Regions from separate parts of the Homo sapiens genome. Here region 1 is linked to region 2. Evidence: chromatin contacts called from ENCODE Hi-C or POLR2A ChIA-PET data. All regions are on one chromosome and are shown on one strand. The core of a region is the stretch at or near the end of the contact, and the rest is flanking DNA. Distances in the headings are between cores, read along the strand shown.

Region 1 (3,453 bases), core at 773-3,272, 43 kb before region 2:
TACAGTGAGCCAAGATTGCACCACTGCACTCCAGCCTGGGTGACAGAAAGAGATTTTGTCTCAAAAAAAAAAAAAAAAAAAAAAGCAAAGCTATTATTAAAACACACTCCACACTTCACCCCTGAGCCCCATATTGATTTTGTAATAAGGCAAAGATAATTTTTTTTTCTTTTTTTGAGATGAAGTCTCATTCTGTCGTCCAGGCTGGAGTGCAGTGGCACGATCTTGGCTGACTGCAACGACTGCCTCCTGGGTTCAAGCAATTCTCCTGCCTCAGCCTCCCAAGTAGCTGGGATTATAGGTGCCTACCACCACGCCCAGCTAATTTTTGTATTTTGAATAGAGAGTGTTTCACCATGTTGGCCAGGCTGGTCTCGAACTCCTGACCTCAAGTGATCTTCCTGCATCAGCCTCCCAAAGTGCTGGGATTACAGGCGTGAGCCACCATGCCCAGCCAACAAAGATGATTTTAAGAGAACCTTTGTAAAAGCTCTCACCGATGCCTGTCATTATTAGAATATTTGGGAGTAGAATCATGTAACTGATCAATAACATTGTTTACTGTCTAGCAGAGGCTTTTGAAAAATGTATTTCCTGGCTGGGCATTGTGGCTTACGCCTATGCCCAGTTTGGGAGCTCGGGGAGAGCGGATCTCTTGAGCCTAGGAGTTCAAGACCAGCCTGGGCAATATTGTGAGACCTCATCTCTACCAAATGTATATATACATATACAAAAATTAGCCAAGCATGGTGGTGTACGCCTGTAGTCCCAGCTACTCAGGAGGCTGAGGTAGGAGGAGCACTTGAACCTGGGAGGCGGAGGTTACGGTGAACCAAGATCATGCCACTGCACTCCAGCCTGGGCGACAGAGTGAGACACTGTCTCTAAATAAATAAATGAAAGAAGAAGCTACTTGAAAAAAATATGTATTTCCAAATATATGTCAGTTTTGACAGGATAGTACACATACATAGTAAAAAATAAAAATAAAATAGGGCACTTTTTTGTGTCCCTTTCAGAGGGACATATGTCCCATGTGTCCTCCCCCCTCCTGCCCCTAATTTTTTTGTTTGTTTTTTTATGAGATGGAGTCTCACTCTGTCGCCAGGCTGGAGTGCAGTAGCGTGATCTCAGCTCACTGCAACTTCCGCTCCCCAGGTTCAGGTGATTTTCCTGCCTCAGCCTCCCATGTAGCTGAGACTACAGGTGCGCGACACCATGCTCAGCTAATTTTTATATTTTTCGTGGAGACGGAGTCTCACCATGTTGGTCAGGATGGTTTGGCTCTCCTGACCTCGTGATCCGCTCACCTTAGCCTCCCAGGCTTAGCCTCCTTAGCCTGCTGGGATTACAGGCATGAGCAGAAGAATCTCTTGAACCCGGGAGGCGGAGGTTGCAGTGAGCTGAGATCGTGCCACTGCACTCCAGCCTGAGGGACAAGAGTGAGACTCCATCTGGGGAAAAAAAAAAAAAGAAAAAAAAGAAATACTGCATCAAATTGCACTTGCCTCTTGGTGCAAGATTCGTTCCTTTGCTTTGAACTGCCTCCCTGAAGCAAATTGGTGTTTCTGTGACTCCCTCTGTCTAGGGAAGGGGTCCTTTAGTGGGGACATTGTCTTTCTTGGGGAGGGTCCACCAGAGGACTCTGACACAGCGGTCTCCTTTCTCCTCCGTCAACTTAGTTAGATTTTAGTCCCTGATCTTCTCAGCAGTGTATAGTGAAAAAGCCACCGCAGCTGAAAGTTTCAGGAAGATGATAGTTGCTTCTGTGTGCTCACCCAGGAGCTTTTGGGAGGTTTAGGGAGAACTGGGGGAAAATTGGGACCAGCAGCTCAATGTGGCTTTGAAGGGGAGACAGCGGATGGACACAGAACTTGCATTTTTGGAGAGGGGAGGTCTGGGTAGATGTTCCCTACATACACAGCAGCACTTGTGTGCAGGTGTGAGGGAGTGACAGCCCCCGGACGGTTTGGCATTTTCCTGCAAGTCTGCCATCTTGTCTGGCAGACATAGCCTGGGCTGCTGACTGTCCCTACCCCAAACCAGAATTTGGGCAGGAACGGACACTTGGGCTCATTACGTGTCAATGAGGGGGATCAGGTCAGGGGCACAGGGAGAGGAAAGTCAACCCCGTCCTCCACTGGGGCTGTTTCTCATCTTGCATGACACGTGGCTTTCATAATGTCTTCACTTTGCGGTCTCTCTCACCAGAAGAAGCTGCTGTTTTGTGGCTAGTTCATCTGTGTCATGCCCTTTCCCCAGCCTGGGCTGCCTGTGATTTTTTTCTTTTCTTTTCTTTTCTTTTCTTTTCTTTTCTTTTCTTTTCTTTTCTTTTCTTTTCTTCCCTCCCTCCCTTCCTTCTTTCTCTTTCTTTTCTTTCTCCTTTCTTTCTTTTTCTTTCTTTTTTCTTTTCTTTCTCTGTCTTTCTTTTTCTTTCTCTTTCTCTCTCTCTTATCTTTCTTCTTTCTCCCTCTTTCTTTTCTTTTTTCTCTTTCTGTATTCTTTCTTCTTTCTCTCTTTCTTTCCTTCTTTCTTTCTCCCTCCCTTCCTGCCTCTTTCTTTCTCTTTCTTTCTCCCTCTTCTTTCTTTCTCTCTCTCTCCCCTCCCTCCCTCCTTCCTTCCCTCCTTCTTTCTTTTTATCTCTCTCCTTCCTTCCTTCCTTCCCTCCTTCTTTCTGTCTTTCTCTTTCTTTTCTCTCTCTCCCTTCCTCCTTCCTTCCCTCCTTCTTTCACTCTCTCTTTCTTTTCTCTCTCTCTTCTTTTTAAAGATAGGGTCTTGCTTTATTGCCCAGGCTGGAGTGCAGTGGTGCAGTCACAGCTCACTGCAGCCTCAAACCCCTGGGCTGTAGCAATCCTCCCACCTCAGTCTCCCGAGTAGCTGGGACTATTGGTTTACGGGTGTGCACCATCACACCTGGCTAATTTTTTTATTTTTGTAGAGACAGGGGTCTGGCTATTTTGCCCAGGCTAGTCTTGAACTACTGGACTCAAGAGATCCTCCCGTGTTAGCCTCCCAAAGTGCCATTACATGCACAAGCCACTGCGCCTGGCAGGCTTGTGATTTTCATGTGGAGCTTTTCACATTCTGTCTAACAATCCGAGTTCAGAGGAACCAGTATGGGGAGCAAGAGTATGTGGAAACGTCCAGCACCAGTTTAGAGGACTCCCACTCAGCTAGGGGGTGCAGTGGCCACCCCGAGTGGCTTTTCTTTCTTTTCTTTCCCTCCTTCCCTCCCTCCCTCCCTCCTTTCTTTCTTTCTTTCTTTCTTTTTCTTTCTTTCTTTCTCTTTTCTTTTCTTTCTTTTTGAGACAGAGTCTCACTCTCTCTTCCAGCAGTGGCACAATCTCGGCTCACTGCAACCCCCGCCTCCCGGGTTCAAGCAATTCTGCTGTCTCAGCCTCCCAAGTAGCTGGGATTACAGGCACCTGCCACCACGCCTGTATAATTTTTGTA
Region 2 (3,533 bases), core at 16-2,515:
AGGCACTGGTGCCGAGGACCCTAGGTATGACTCACCTGTGCGACCCCTGGTGCCTGCTCCGCGCAGGGCCGGCGGCGTGCCAGGCAGATGCCTCGGAGAACCCAGGGGTTTCTGTGGCTTTTTGCATGCGGCGGGCAGCTGTGCTGGAGAGCAGATGCTTCACCAATTCAGAAATCCAATGCCTTCACTCTGAAATGAAATCTGGGCATGAATGTGGGGAGAAACCTTCACTAACACACTCTTGCTAAAACATAGAATCATGGGAGTGCTTCCTGGGTACCCCCTCCCTGCCTTCTGTTTGCAGCCACTGTTTGCTCACTAAACATCTCTGCACCTCCCGCGTGCATTTGCAGAGGTGGGTGGGGGTCCCCGGAGTCTGAGCTCCCCGCGGCTGGGTGCCCCGACCCAGCAGCTCCTACACCATGAATGGAGGTTGATCTGGAAACAGAATATTTTCATGAAAGGGCGACAGGGTATGAACAAAAGAACACCGTGTCGCTCACTGAATTCCACGGAGGAGAGTCAGGGATCTCTTCCTTCCTTCCTTCCTTCCTTCCTTCCTTCCTTCCTTCCTTCCTTCCTTCTTTCTTTTTTTCCTTCTTTCTTTCTTTCCTTCTTTCTTTTCTTTTCTTTATTCCCTCCCTCTCTCCCTCCGTCCGTCCCTCCCTCCCTTCCTTCTTTCCTTCTTCTTTTTTTTTTGGATGGAATTTCACTCTTGTTGCCCAGGCTAGAGTGCAGTGGTGCGATCTCGGCTCTCCACAACCTCCACCTCCCGGGTTCAAGCAATTCTCCTGCCTCAGCCTCCTGAGTAGCTGGGATTACAGGCATGCGCCACCACGCCCGGCTAATTTTTGTACTTTTAGTAGAGACAGGGTTTCTCCATGTTGGTCAGGCTGGTCTCGATCTCCCGACCTCAGGCGATCCGCCCGCCTCGGCCTCCCAAAGTGCTGGAATTACAGGCGTGAGCCACCGCCCCTGGCCAGGGACGTTTCTTTTCAACTTGAGTCTTAAGAGAATGAAGCAGTATGGTCCTGGGAGAGAGAAAAAGCTTGGAGAACTTGGGAGAAAGGCAAGGAGATGTTTACCTGTCGTGGCTTTTGGGAGGAACAGGAGGTGAGACTAAAGAGGCAAGTTGGGACCACTTGGAGAGATTTTCTTCCTTTAGCAGAGTGTTTATTTATTTATTTTTTCCCAGGCACCTGTGTGGCCTGATCTGCCCTCTAGTGGCCATTTGCAATACTAACTGTAGCCAAGAAGGGTCTAAAAATGTACGGGCTTGGTCCAAAGCAGATCTCAATCTCAGTCCTGCTATTAATAATATTCGGGTGGCTCACGCCTGTAATCCCAGCACTTTGGGAGGCCGAGGCGGGCGGATCATGAGATCAGAAGATCGAGACCATCCTGGCTAACACGGTGAAACCCCGTCACTACTAAAAATACAAGAAATTAGCTGGGCGTGGTGACGCAGCTACCCCAGGCGGGGCAATCACTTGAGGCCAGGAGTTCGAGACCAGCCTGACCAAGATGGTGAAACCCCGTTACTACAAGAAACATAAAAATTAGCCGGGCGTGGTGACACACGCCTGTAGTCCCAGCTACTCGGGAGGCTGAGGCAGGAGAATGGCGTGAACCTGGGACGCGGAGCTTGCAGTGAGCCAAGATCGTGCCACTGCACTCCAGCCTGGGCCACAGAGCGAGACTCCGTCTCAAAAAAAATAAAAATAAAATAATATTTGGGGCCACAGCTGGACTTGGTAGCTCACGCCTGTAATCCCAACACTTTGAGAGGCCCAGGCGGGGCAATCACTTGAGGCCAGGAGTTCGAGACCAGCCTGACCAAGATGGTGAAACCCCGTTACTACAAGAAATATAAAAATTAGCCGGGCATGGTGACACACGCCTGTAGTCCCAGCTACTTGGGAGGCCGAGGCAGGAGAATCACTTGATTTCTGGAGGCGGAGGTTGCGGTGAGCCGAGATCTCGCCACTGCATTCCAGCCTGGGTGACAGAGCGAGACTCTGTCTCAAAAAAAAAAAAAAAAAAGAATAAATACATAATACTAATAATAATAATAAATAATATTTGGGGTCAGATTATTCTAGGGCACTGTCCAACAACACTGAGAAGCATCCCTGGCTTCCACTCATCTGATGCCAGTAGTGTGTCTTCCCCCTAAAGTAGTAATAACCAAAAATATCTTCAGACATTGCTAAATATCCCCCTGGGTGATGGGGTCAGAAGGACCCTTGGTTGAGATGACCAGGTTAGTGTGGGATTGCTGGATAATAAAATGCTGCCTAGGCCAGGTGCTGTGGCTCATGCCTGATGCCTGTAATCCCAGCACTTTGGGAGGCCCAGGCAGGCAGATCACCTGAGGTCAAGAGTTTGAAACCAGCCTGGGCAACATGGCGAAACCCCGTCTCTACTAAAAATACAAAAATTAGCCGGGCATGATGATGCACGCCTGTAATCCCAGCTACTTGGGAGGCTGAGGCAGGAGAATCGCTTGAACCCAGAAATTGGAAGTTACAGTGAGCCAAGATCACACCACTGCACTCCAGCCTGGGCAACAGAGCAAGACTCTGTCTCAAAAAAAAAAATCAGTTGATGCTTTGTCTTTTGCCACTTCATGGTCTTTTTGGTTATAATCTTTTTGGTATATAAACTCATTTGGCCTGTTTGATGAGCCCATTTTACATCTCTGGTTGTTGAGATACCAATTTCTCAGTAGTTACTCATGAAGCACCAACGTCTTGGTTATTTTCACGAGACCCATTTGTGCCTGTATAGAAATTATCTGAATCTTGCTAATACGGACATATCTTTGGCTTGATAAGTGGTGGAGCTGTTTTCTTTTCCATTCTACAATGTTGTTAGTCTTTTAATACAAAAAGACCATAAAGAGAATCTTAAGAAATGCCCCCAAAGTAGGATTTGTTTTCTGACCACACATTTTCTGATGACGCTGCAATAGAAACTAAAAGTTAATTTCAAAAGATTAAACAGAAAACTTCACTTCTTGGTGGTTAAAAGTTAAACACTTACAGGCTGGGCGCAGTGACTCACACCTGTAATCGCAGCACTTTGGGAGGCCCAGGCAGGCGGATCACCTGAGGTCAGGAGTTTGAGACCAGCCTGGCCAATATGGTGAAACCCCTTCTCTACTAAAAATACAAAAATTAGCCAGATGTGGTAACGTGCGCCTGTAGTCCCAGCTACTCAGGAGACTGAGGCAGAAGAATCACTTGAACCTGGGAGGTGGAGGTTGCAGTGAGCCGAGATCACGCCACTGCCCTCCAGCCTGGGCAACAGAGCGAGACTCTGTCTAAAAAAAAAAAAAGTTAAAAAGTTAAACACTTACATATCTATCGGGCCAAAGCAGAAATGGAAACTTCCATTGAAGTCCTTTTGGAAAATAATGAAAATGTGAATATCACATACCTTAACTTGTAGAATATTGTCAAAGCTTGGCTTTGATGTTACTTAGCAGACTTAAATGGATTGATAAATTAAGAAATAAACTTTAAACTATA

Evidence for each region. Hi-C counts contacts between places; a loop is a spot of excess contacts on that map. ChIA-PET counts read pairs that join two places held with the same protein, here RNA polymerase II (POLR2A). Pooled maps may share reads with other maps.
Region 1: a loop to region 2 is called in a map of posterior vena cava, with 10 times the contacts of the local background. The contact joins two enhancer-like sites. A Hi-C loop is called at or near these places in 31 of 168 maps with a recorded cell type or tissue (B cell, CD14-positive monocyte, CD4-positive, alpha-beta T cell and 24 more), 30 of 37 single-sample maps with no recorded cell type and 35 of 50 pooled maps. POLR2A ChIA-PET finds 5 or more read pairs at or near these places in 16 of 52 experiments (AG04450, B cell, GM10248 and 12 more).

Annotation. Positions count from the first base shown.
Region 1 is chr19:7,191,140-7,194,592 of GRCh38, reverse strand. The region is part of intron 2 of INSR (insulin receptor); the gene reads left to right. Among named protein-coding and RNA genes, the nearest start is that of INSR, 100 kb to the left of the region's middle. RefSeq lists enhancers at 1,981-2,070, 2,121-2,210. Within about 2 kb of position 2,022, at least 2 of the 41 ENCODE cell types and tissues checked have a DNase peak (open chromatin) inside an H3K27ac peak, as active enhancers do.
Region 2 is chr19:7,146,988-7,150,520 of GRCh38, reverse strand. INSR (insulin receptor) reads left to right here. Exons shown (of 22, transcript NM_000208.4): 11 at 1-24. Among named protein-coding and RNA genes, the nearest start is that of ZNF557, 79 kb to the right of the region's middle. Within about 2 kb of position 1,265, at least 2 of the 41 ENCODE cell types and tissues checked have a DNase peak (open chromatin) inside an H3K27ac peak, as active enhancers do.